Regions from separate parts of the Homo sapiens genome. Here region 2 is linked to region 1. A link is an interaction called in ENCODE POLR2A ChIA-PET data of the cell type or tissue named here. Cell type or tissue: PC-9. All regions are shown on one strand. Links, peaks and the distances in the headings refer to the core of each region. The heading gives the core; the rest is flanking DNA. Region 1 holds the start of TMEM59L (transmembrane protein 59 like). Region 2 overlaps LOC124904654 (a long non-coding RNA gene).

Region 1 (5,362 bases), core at 170-5,169:
CCAGGCCCCACGGTCTCCCTCAGGGATGCTTCCCGGCCTCCTCCAGGGCCTCCCTGATAACCCTTCTGCCTTTCTCGGCACACCAGGCAGAGGGAGCTTTTAAAAGAAGAAAAAGCAGATCTTTGTCCTGCCACCCTCTCGCCATCCTCTCCCCTCCTCTTCTTCCCTCTCCTCTTCCCCCTCCTCTCCCTCATTCCGCCCCAGCCACTGGAGCCCTGTTTCCCAAAACATACCAGGCTTGTTACTATAGAAGGGCCTCTGCGTGTTGGCTGTTCCCTCTGCTGGAATGCTGTTCCCCACATCTTCCCCAGTTGGCCCTTTCTCTTCCATCACTTCACAGGATTAGTGCCACCTCCTCAGAGAGGCCCTCCACCCTTCCCCCAGCACTCTCCCTCTCCTTCACTTTGTTTTATTGTTTTTGAAACACAACTCTTCCAACCATTTCATTTCTTGTGCAACTGATTTTCTTTAGACTGTGGGCAGCCTCAGCCCCTTTGGACCCCAGTGGTGGGCCCAGTGAGGGCTGAAAGCGAAGCACTCACTAAATATTTGTAAAAGTAAAGGATGGAGAACTCTTACTCCCTCCAAGTAGCAAGAAAACTCAGTCCTAGCAAGTCATGCTGCCTGGGGTCCTAGCCTGGCCCACACTCTGTGTCTTGCTGTGTGACCCTAGCCAGTAGACATCCCTCTCTTGTTCTTACCAACAGAAGGGAAGGACCATTTTCCAATCCTGCCCAGCCCCACCCTGGAGTGTGACTTCTGCCCTTGGGTGATCTTTACCCCACACCTTTGACTTCAGGGAAAGGGAATTGACCCCAGAGTGCATCCTTCCCGGCCCTTAGGGCCCCCAGAAGTTTAACCCTTTACTCCCCAGTTCCATTATCTCCTTGAGGACAAAAGGGAGCTAGCGTCAATGGAACTTCTGGCAAATATTGACCCAAGTCCTTGAAGTTGGCTGGGAATGTGTAAGGGGCAGAAGGAGGGAGGGCCTCCCCTTGGGCAGAGGGAGGGCCTCCCCTTGGGCTGGGGGAGGGACCCCTCCTTAGTCCTGCACCCTCCACTCCAAGGTCACCTCTGGATGAGAGGTATTAGGTTGGGGGGGGGGCCTCCATCCCCAGCTCCCTCGTGATTCCAGGGCACTGAGGGTGCACCAGGGAGGGGGCAGTGGAAATGGCACCTTCAGGGTCCTGTGGGGACCCACAACCACTGGGAGTGAGGAAGGCTGAGAGCTGTCTCTCCCATTCTGAAAGCCCCGTGCTCAGGGCTCCCCAGTATGGGATTAGCTACCTGGTGTTCCAGGCAGGTGCTTTCAGGAATTAAGGGGCAGTGAGGGTCTGGACACCTGGTTCAGGGTCTGTGGCACAGGAAAGTGGGGCCCGTGTGTACCTAGGCTTTATAATTTCTGCCCTGGAGGCTGAGCCTGGGGAGAAGCAATGCCTGGGTGCTCAGTGTAATGCACACTGGACTTCAGGCACTGGAGGCGGGACCTGGGGAGTTGCAGACCTGCCTAGGGGACCTGCCTGGGAAGTTGCAGGCCTGCCCCAGGGAGGCCAGTTTCCCTGCCCGTCTGTACCCTGAGAAGCCTCTGAAGTCTGGGTCCCAGGAGGCACCAGCTGCTTTAGGGGGACAGCCACATCCCTCCGTCCTCCCCCAACAACCCTCAGCAACCACCACCGGCGCCATGGTGCTCTGCCTCCTCCCTGGCCTGTACCCTGCTTGGAGGTGGGGGTCAGCAGGGTCGTGGTGAGGGCGGCAAGGGACAAAGGGTGCTTGTCCGCTGCCCGCCTTGACCTCGGCTGCTGTGGCTTCCCGGACGCCTGGCCTGCCGCTGATTCACGCCCAGGCCGGCCTCAGCGCCCCCCGCCTGCCGCCCCCAGCCAGGCCGCCCCGGGGGGTAGGAAGTGGGGGGGGGGGCGAGGGCGGCGCCGAGTCAACTTTCCCTCTTAAGCCCCGAAGGAATGTCGGCGGATTTCCTGAAACCCGACCCTGGCCGCCCGCCGGCCCTCCCGCCCCTCACCTGGACCGGCTCCCCCGGGAACAGCAGGAGGGGCGCGGGGGCTCACCTTGGGGGCCGGGGTCAAGTCCTCTTTCCGCTCACCCCCCCAGCGGCCTAGTGCAGCGGAAAGGGGGCTGGGTGTGCGGCAATCAGCCTCTTTCCCTTCTCCCCTCAGGCGACCTGGGTGATCGACCCACTCCTCCAGCCTCAGTTTCTCCTTCTGCAAAAGGGCGCGGGGTGTCCCTCCTCCCTGATGCGTTTTAAGCAATGCCCAAAGGTCACCTCCCATCATTGGCAGGGCTCTGCCGGCTTTTCTTTGCTTCTCTCCCTGTCACCTGGACAGAACCACTTTGCAGTCTGAGCATCAGTTTCCTCACCCATATAAAAGGGCAACGCTACCGGTACCTGTCTTATACGGTTGTTGCAAGAAAAAGTGTTTCGTTGGAATGAATGAAAGACAGTAATTGTGGAGGGGTTAGGCGCGCGCGGGCCTCTGGAATTAGCATGTGTGGGCTTGAATCCTGACTTTGCCAACGCGTCCCGGAGCCTAAGTTTCCCACCTGTGAAATGGGGGACAGTATTGGTCATAACGCACAGGGCTGTTTCCCAAGGTGCGGGCCTGGCGCGCGGGTGGGTTAGAAGCGGAATTCTCCTGCTGGATTCTGGCGCAAACTGCGGGCTGGAGGCCCTCGCCGCCGGGTCGCAGCGGCCTAGCATGGGAGGGGAGGGGAGGGGCGGGGCGGGGCGGGGGAGGGGCCGCACCGGGATCCAGATGTTCGGGGTCCGCCAGGCACAGCCGCGCCTGATTAAGCCACGTGGGGGCCGGCCGGGGGCCGCTGAGATGAAAGCGCGGCCGCAGGCCAGAGTAGGGGGTGCGCCGGGCCCCCACCCGGGACACCCTCTTCCCAGGCCGAAACCTGAGCCGCCCTCTAACCCGCAGACCCTGCGAGGCTGCCGCCCCGTCTGCGGGGGCGGAGCGTAGGTGGGGGACCTGCGGGCTGCTGCGCGGCGCTGCAGGCACCTGCGCCAGGCATGCCAGCGAAAGCGGGGGCATCTTTGCAGAGGATCCGGGTTTAGAGGGGCGTCCCCACTCCCTTATCTGGCGGAGAGGAAGCTGGGGGTACCCTCTAACCGAGATTCGGCTCCTGGGGCTACAGTCCATCGCCCTGGGGTGTGATGGTTATGGAAGTCAGAAGTGTCGCTATTTGCCCCGTTTTCCCATGAGAATTAGACATGTCAGCATCACCCCCTCCCCTTGCTCCTGAGCATACCTCTGTGTCCCCTCCCACTAAGCCCCAGCCCAGGGGTCTCCAGCCTTGGGGAGACAGGGCCAGATTCCCTAGGTCAGTGGATCAGGGCTGGGCCAGAGGGAGGCGAGGCTGAAGGAGCAAGGGAGGGGCTCAGAGGGCTTCCCGGAGGAGGCAAACTGCGCGCAAGTTGTCTCCTTTCTAACCTGGGTGTCAAAAGAGAAGATGCCAGGACTCAGCTGCCGGGTCCTGCGGCTCTCACCTTCCTCCCTCTCCGTTCCCTGGTTGGACTCCAGCCCCATCGCCCTCCCTCCTCCTGCAACAAGCTCTTTCTCTCAGGATCCTCGCTGATCCTTGTAGCCTGGACACCCCTTTCTCCTCTCTCCCGCGTGGTCGGCTCACACGTCGCCTCCTCCGCCAAGCTCTCCGCTCTCCTCGACACCCCTGGGGAATAGTCCCCTCCATCCCATCCCCCTATATATTTCCTTTTGGCCCCAAGCGCCAGCAGAGATCCCCCGCCCGTGGGCACCAGGGAGGTGTCCTGGGACCCCCGCGATGGGATAGACGGTGGGGGCCGCGATGCACCTGCCCCGCCCGACCCGCACGCCTCGGGTGCCGCAGCGCAGCTACCCCGCCCGCTCTCCGCATCTCCCACCCCCCGCTTCCCAGGCTGCCTCGCTCGGGTGACGTCAGCGCCCCGGTCCCCGCCGCAGCCGCTGCATCCTCCGTGCCCGGCCTGAGCTGGAGTCCCCCGCGCCCCCCGCGTTCCGCCCGGCCATGGCTGCGGTGGCGCTGATGCCACCGCCGCTGCTGCTGCTGCTGCTGTTGGCGTCGCCGCCCGCCGCCTCCGCGCCGTCCGCCCGCGATCCCTTCGCCCCCCAGCTCGGGGACACGCAGAACTGCCAGCTGCGGTGCCGCGACCGCGACCTCGGCCCGCAGCCCTCGCAGGTGAGGCGCGTGCGGTGCCAGGTGCCAGCGGGGGACGCGGGATCTCTCCGAAGGAGGAGGCGTTGGGATGGGCTTCTCTTGGATGACAGCAGGAGACTTTGGTGGGGGTGTCCGTGGGGAGGTGGGGGTCGGGAATGGGGAGATCTCTCCAGTAGTTGACGGGCTGGGGTTCCCTCTGATGGGGGAGTGCTTGGGGATGCAGGTCCTTGCGATAAGGGGCCGATACCACCTCCCGGGCTCCTTCCGCACTCTGCTGGGTAAGGACCCTCTAGCACCCAACCCCCAGCTCCCTCAGGCCTGATGGTCCCCCCACCTCATTCCTCCTCCTCCACATCGTGTTCCCTCCCCACTCAGAGCTACCAGCCCCTACTCATACCACCACTCCCCAGGATTCAAGCCTGATCTGCGTGTGACCAAAACCCCCTCCTCTGAGCCTCCCCCTCCTCCTCCAGGTCTGAGAATCCTTCTCCATGTCTCCCCTCCTCCCTGGAACCTAGTGGGGGGAAGGCTCATTTCTCTCCACCTTCACTGTCCATTTCTCTTCTCAAGCTCCCTCCCCATCTCCCTCCTCAGAGCTAAGAGCCCCCACTAATATTTGTAGCCTCTCCCAACTTCATCTCCATCTGGCTAGATGTCGTGGGGAGCGGGGAAGCCTTTCCCTGCCTCTGCTGAATGCTCCGGTCCCCCCACCCTCCTCCTGCCCCTCCCCATGGCCTGAGCCCCCTGTCCTCCCCTCCCCCAGGCGGGGCTGGAGGGCGCCTCCGAGTCTCCCTATGACAGAGCCGTTCTGATCAGCGCTTGCGAGCGTGGCTGCCGCCTCTTCTCCATCTGCCGATTTGTGGCCAGAAGCTCCAAGCCCAATGCCACCCAAACTGAGTGTGAAGCAGGTGAGGGCCCGCCGGCAGGGTGGGCCAGCGTGGGGAGAGGTGGCCTGGGAAGGGCCGTCCCCAGTCACCCGCTCCCACCTCCCACAGCCTGCGTGGAAGCCTATGTGAAGGAGGCAGAGCAGCAGGCCTGTAGCCACGGCTGCTGGAGCCAGCCCGCGGAGCCTGAGCCGGAGCAGAAGGTGGGCCTCCCACTGCGGCCTGGGGTCCCTTTTCCCAATACCCCCACCCTCTTCACCCCGTGGGAAATCTTCATTCACGTGCAGAGGCTCTGCCAGACTCTGCGT
Region 2 (5,362 bases), core at 165-5,164, 280 kb before region 1:
CCCCTTCATCCTGCACACATCTCTGCCCCCGCGCATTAATTGTGCACCTACTGTGTGCTGGCACAGACTAAAGGGAAAGAAGACCCAGCCTCAACGTTCAAACTACTCCAGGCGAAAAGAGGGAGAGGCAGGAGTGGGGAGTGGAGCAGTAAATATACCCTCCAAGGGGCGGGCCAGGGCTGGATGTGGGAGCAGGGGCCATGGGCAGTGGCTGACCACCAAAAGCACATCTGTGGGCCTAGTCTTTTTGTTGTTGTTGTTTGAGACAGGGTCTCACTCTGTTGCCCAGGCTGGAGTGCAGTGGCAAGATGGTAGCTCAGGCCAGGTGCGGTGGCTCACACCTGTAATCCCAGCACTTTGGGAGGCTGAGGTGGGCAGATCACTTGAGGCCAAGAGTTCGAGACTAGCCTAGCCAACATGGTGAAACCCCATCTCTGCTAAAAATACAAAAATTAGCTAAGTGTGATGGCGCGTGCATGTAATCCCTGCTACTTGGGAGGCTGAGGCAGGAGAGTCACTTGAACCTGGGAGGTGGAGGTTGTAGAGAGCCAAGATCACACGACTGCACTCCAGCCTGGGCAACAGAGTGAGACTCCATCTCAAAAAAAAAAAATAAATAAAAGGATAATAGCTCACTGCAGCATTGAACTCCTGGACTCAAGTGATCCTCCTGTTTCAGCCTCCTGAGAACCTGGGACCTGATGAGCTCGCTACCACCTTCGGGTGATTTTAAAATTTTTTGTAGAGATAGGGTTGCACAGCCTGGTCTTGAATTCCTGGACTCAACTCATCCTCCTGCCTCCACCTCCCAAGTATGAGCCTTGTCTTCTAGCCTGAGCTCCCCAAAGGCTTCACTATCTCCAGACACCGCCTGGAGAAAAAGGACACATTCATCCTTTAAGAATGCATGTCTGGGCCAGCCACGGTGGCTCATGCCTGTAATCCCAGCACTTTGGGAGGCCAAGGCAGGTGGATCACCTGAGGTCAAGAGTTTGAAACCAGCCTGGCCAACATGGCAAAACCCTGTCTCTACTGAAAATACAAAAAAGTAACCAGGCGTAGTGGCAGACAACTGTAATCTCAACTACTCGGGAGGCTGAGGCAGGACAATTGCTTCAACCTGGGAGGCAGAGGTTGCAATGAGCCGAGATCGTGCCATTGCACTCCAGCCTGGGTGACAAGAACGAGACTGTGTTTAAAAAACAACAACAACAACAACAACAAAGAATGCATGTCTGCCCAGACATCTCTCTCCCTACCATGGCCATGAGGCCCCCTGCAGTCCTCAAACTGGGCTTGGTTTACTCTGACAGAGCCAAAAGGACAGAGCCCTAACGCAGAGCCGTGTCGTCCCCATGAGCTCCAAATCTCCCTCCCTTCCAAGGCCACTCCTATTAGCAACTGGCAAAGCCCAGAGAGGCTTGGAGCCCCCAGGGGCAGGATCTGAGCGCCGGTGCAGAGTCCATGAGTCCTGCCTTCCCCCACCTGGCTCCCTAGGGCTTGGGTTCAGGGTGGCCTTAGTCCTCAGAAGCTCCCCAAACTTCCCTGGGTTGTGGAGGTGGGAGGCTAGAGAAAAATGTAGCTTCTGCCCAGCGCAGCGATACACATCCGTGATCCCAACTACTCGGGAGGCTGAGGCAGGAGGATCACACGAGCCCAGGAGTTGTGGGCTGTAGCGCACTGTGCTGATTGGGTGTCCACATTAAGTCTGGCATCAATATGGTGACCTCCCGGAGCAGGGAACCACCAGGTTGCCCAAGGAGGGGTGAACCAGCCTAGGTTGGAAACGGAGATGGTCAAAACTCCAGTGCTGATCCGTAGCGGGATCATGCCTGTGACTAGCCACTGCACTCCAGCCTGGTCGACAGAGTGAGACCCTGTCTCTAAAAAAGATAAATTTTAGGCTGGGCGAGTGGCTTATGCCTGTAATCCCAGCACTTTGGGAGGCTGAGGCAGGCGGATCACTTGAGGTCAGGAATTCCAGACCAGTACGGTGAAACTCTGTCTCTACAAAAATACCAAAAAAAAAAAAATTAGCCAGGCGGTGAAACTCTGTCTCTACAAAAATACAAAAAAAAAAAAAAAAATTAGCCGGGCATGATGACCTGCGCCTGTGGCCCCACCTACTCCGGAGGCTGAGGCACAAGAATTGCTTATACCTGGGAGGTGGGGTGAGCCAAGATTGCACCACTGCACTCCGGCCTGGGTGACTGAGCAAGATTCTCTCTAGAAAAAAAAAGAGATACATTTAAAAAATGCAGCTTGTTTTGCAAACCAACATCCAGCTTGGCAGGTTTTGCTCTATTTAGCATTTTTTTGTTTGTTTGGTTTTTTTTTAGATAGGTATTGCTCTGTTGCTCTGGCTGGTCTCACACTCCTGGCCTCAAGCAATCCTCCCACCTCACCTTCCCAAAGCGCTGGGATTACAGCAGGGGTCCCCAACCCCTGGGCTAAGGACTGGTACCAGTCTGTGGCCTGTTAGGAACCAGGCCGCACAGCAGTAGGTGAGCAGCGGGCAAACCAGTGAAGCTTCATCTGTATTTACAGCCAGTACCCATCACTCCCCAGTATCTCCTGAGCTCCGCCTTCTGCCAGACCAGCAGCAGCAGCATTAGATTCTCATAGGAGTGTGAACCCTATTGTGAACTGCACATGTGAGGGATCTAGATTGTGCACTCCTTATGATAATCTAATGCCTGATGATCTGAGGTGGAACAGTTTCATCCTGAAAACATCTTCATCCCCCCCAACCCCCAAGTGCATGGAAAAATTGTCTTCCATAAAACCAGTCCTTGGTGCCAAAAAGATTGGGGACTGCTGGATTACAGGCATGAGCCTCTGCGTCAGGCTTCACAGCATTGTTTTTTGTTTGTTTGTTTTTTTGAGACAGACTCTCGCTCCGTTGCCCACGCTGGAGTTCAGTGGTGCGATCTCGGCTCACTGCAACCTCCACCTCCCAGATTCAAGCGATTCTCCTGCCTCAGCCTCCTGAGTAGCTAGGATTACAGGCATGCACCACCATGTCTGGCTGATTTTTGTATTTTTAGTAGAGATAGGGTTTCACCATGTTTGCCGGGCTGGTCTTGAACTCCTGACTTCAAATGATCCACCCGCCTTGGCCTCCCAAAGTGGTGAGATTACAGGTGTGAGCCACCGTGCCCGGCCATTTATTTTATTATTTATTTATTTTTATTATTTTATTTTATTTTATTGAGATGGAGTCTCGCTCTGTCTCCCAGGCTGGAGTGCAGTGGCGTGATCTCGGCTCACTGCAAGCTCCGCCTCCCGGGTTCACGCCATTCTCCTGCCTCAGTCTCCTGAGTAGCTGGGACTACAGGTGCCCGCCACCATGCCCTGCTAATTTTTTGTATTTTTAGTAGAGACAGGGTTTCACCGTGTTAGCCAGGATGGTGTTGATCTCCTGATCTCGTGATCCGCCCGCCTCGGCCTCCCAAAGTGCTGGGATTACAGGCGTGAGCCACCGCGTGTGGCCTATTTATTTATTCATTGAGACAGAGTCTCGCTCCGTCGCTCAGGCTGGAGCGGAGTGGTGCGATCTTGGCTCACTGCAATCTTTGCCGCCTGAATTCAAGCGATTCTCCTGCCTCAGCCTCCAAAGTAGCTGGAATCACAGGCATGTGCCACTGATACGGGAGTGCTGGGATGGGGGGAGCGTGGTGCCTTTAAATGATAGGGAAGGGAAGTGCGGGGTAAAGGAGGGCCTGGTCCCTGGCTAGGGCTCCACCCCCAGAGACCTAGGTGAGGATCCGCACTCCCGCCTTCGTGCCCAAATATTGCATTTTCCAGGACCACACTGGCCCGCCACGCCCCCATCCTGTGCCTATAAAAACCCGAGACCCTAGCGGGCAGACACACAAGCTGCTGGACGTCTTGACGTACACATCCATGGAAGAAGATACAAGTGGCTGGACAGCGAGAGGACGTCGAGGGAGCACGCTCGCGGAAGGGCACACTGGCATGCAGGCGGGTAGTCGACCAGTGGAACTAGGCTGAGTTTGGCCTGGGCAGTCAGAGGAGAGCTGGGGCCGCCTAGCGACCCAACTCCAGAGAAAGACCATCTCCCTTCTCGCTCCCCCATCTACTGAGGGCTACTTCCACTCAATAAAACTTCATACTCATTCTCCAAGCCCAGGTGTGATCTCATTCTTCTGGTACACCAAGGCAAGAAACCCCAGGATACTAAAATCCCTCTGTCTGGGCTGGGCGCAGTGGCTCATGCCTGTAATCCCAGGACTTTGGGAGGCCTAGGTGGGTGTATCACTCAAGGTCAGGAGTTTGAGACCAGCCTGGCCAACATGGTGAAACCCCATATCTACTAAAAATAAAAAAAATTAGCCAGGTAAGGGTGCGGTCACCTGTAGTCCTAGCTACCTGGGAGGCTGAGGCAGGAGAATCACTTTGAACCCGGGAGGCGGAGATGGCAGTGAACCAAGATCAAGCCACTGCACTCCAGCCTAGGGGACAGAGCGAGAGTCTGTCTCAAAAAAAAAAAAAAAGAAAAGAAAAGAAAAAAAGAAAAGAAATCCCTCTGTCCTTGTGACAAGGTAGAGGATCTAACTGAGCTGGTAAGCTGCCTATAGATGGCAAACTAAAAAAAGCAACCTGTAACACACGCCCCCTGGGGCTTCAGGAGCTGTAAACATTCACCCCGGACACTGCTGTGGGGTCAGAGTCCCACAGCCTGCCCATCTATATGCTCCCCTAGAGGTCTGAGTAGAGGAGCACTTCAGAAGCAAGCCACACCCCCATCGCCCACCCTGCGAGGGGAACAAGGGAACCTTTCCCGTTTCACCACCATGCCTGGCTAATATTTTTGTATTTTTAAGAGACAGGGTTTTCCCATGTTGGCCAGGCTGGTCTTGAACTCCTGGCCTCAAGCAATCCACCTGCCTCAGCCTCCCAAAGTGCTGGGATTATAGGCATGGGCCACCACACCCAGCCACAGTCATCCAATTCATAGAGACAGAAAGTGGAATGTTGGGTGCTAGGGGCTGAGGGAGGGGAATAGGGAGGGAGCGTTTAATAGGTATGGAGCTTGTTTGGGAAGAACAAGTTCTGGAGATGGATGGTGGTAATGGTTCCACAACAATGTGAACGTACTTAATGCTACCCAAGGGTATGCTTAAGATGGTAAATTTTATGTTATGTACATGTTACTACAAACCACTGCCCCCCAACCCCGGCCGAGGCGGGCAGATCACTTGAGGTCAGGAGTTTGAGACCAGCCTAGCCAACATGGAGAAACCCCATCTCTACTAAGAATACAAAAATTAGCCAAGCATGGTGGCGTGCACCTGTAGTCCCAGCTATTTGGGAGGCTGAGGCAGAAGAATGACTTGAA

What was found. ChIA-PET counts read pairs that join two places held together with the same protein. Peaks named below come from ENCODE experiments on the same cell type or tissue, not always from the same donor. Only the 100,000 strongest peaks of a DNase experiment are listed, where the experiment ranks them.
Region 2: POLR2A ChIA-PET joins it to region 1 with 16 read pairs; 1 of 35 experiments calls an interaction of 5 or more read pairs at or near these places.

Annotation. Positions count from the first base shown.
Region 1 is chr19:18,608,939-18,614,300 of GRCh38, forward strand. It overlaps TMEM59L (transmembrane protein 59 like), which reads left to right and starts at 3,932. Exons shown (of 8, transcript NM_012109.3): 1 at 3,932-4,191; 2 at 4,934-5,078; 3 at 5,166-5,257. The coding sequence starts at 4,021. RefSeq lists an enhancer at 5,125-5,362. In PC-9, for the core only: no CTCF peak of the experiment used is centred there; no DNase peak of the experiment used is centred there; H3K4me3 peaks cover 806 bases; H3K27me3 peaks cover 4,829 bases.
Region 2 is chr19:18,331,689-18,337,050 of GRCh38, forward strand. It overlaps LOC124904654 (a long non-coding RNA gene), which reads left to right. Exons shown (of 2, transcript XR_007067158.1): 2 at 3,808-4,147. It also overlaps the pseudogene RN7SL513P. Among named protein-coding and RNA genes, the nearest start is that of PGPEP1, 6.2 kb to the right of the region's middle. In PC-9, for the core only: no CTCF peak of the experiment used is centred there; a DNase peak (open chromatin) is centred at 2,213; H3K4me3 peaks cover 442 bases; H3K27ac peaks cover 2,054 bases.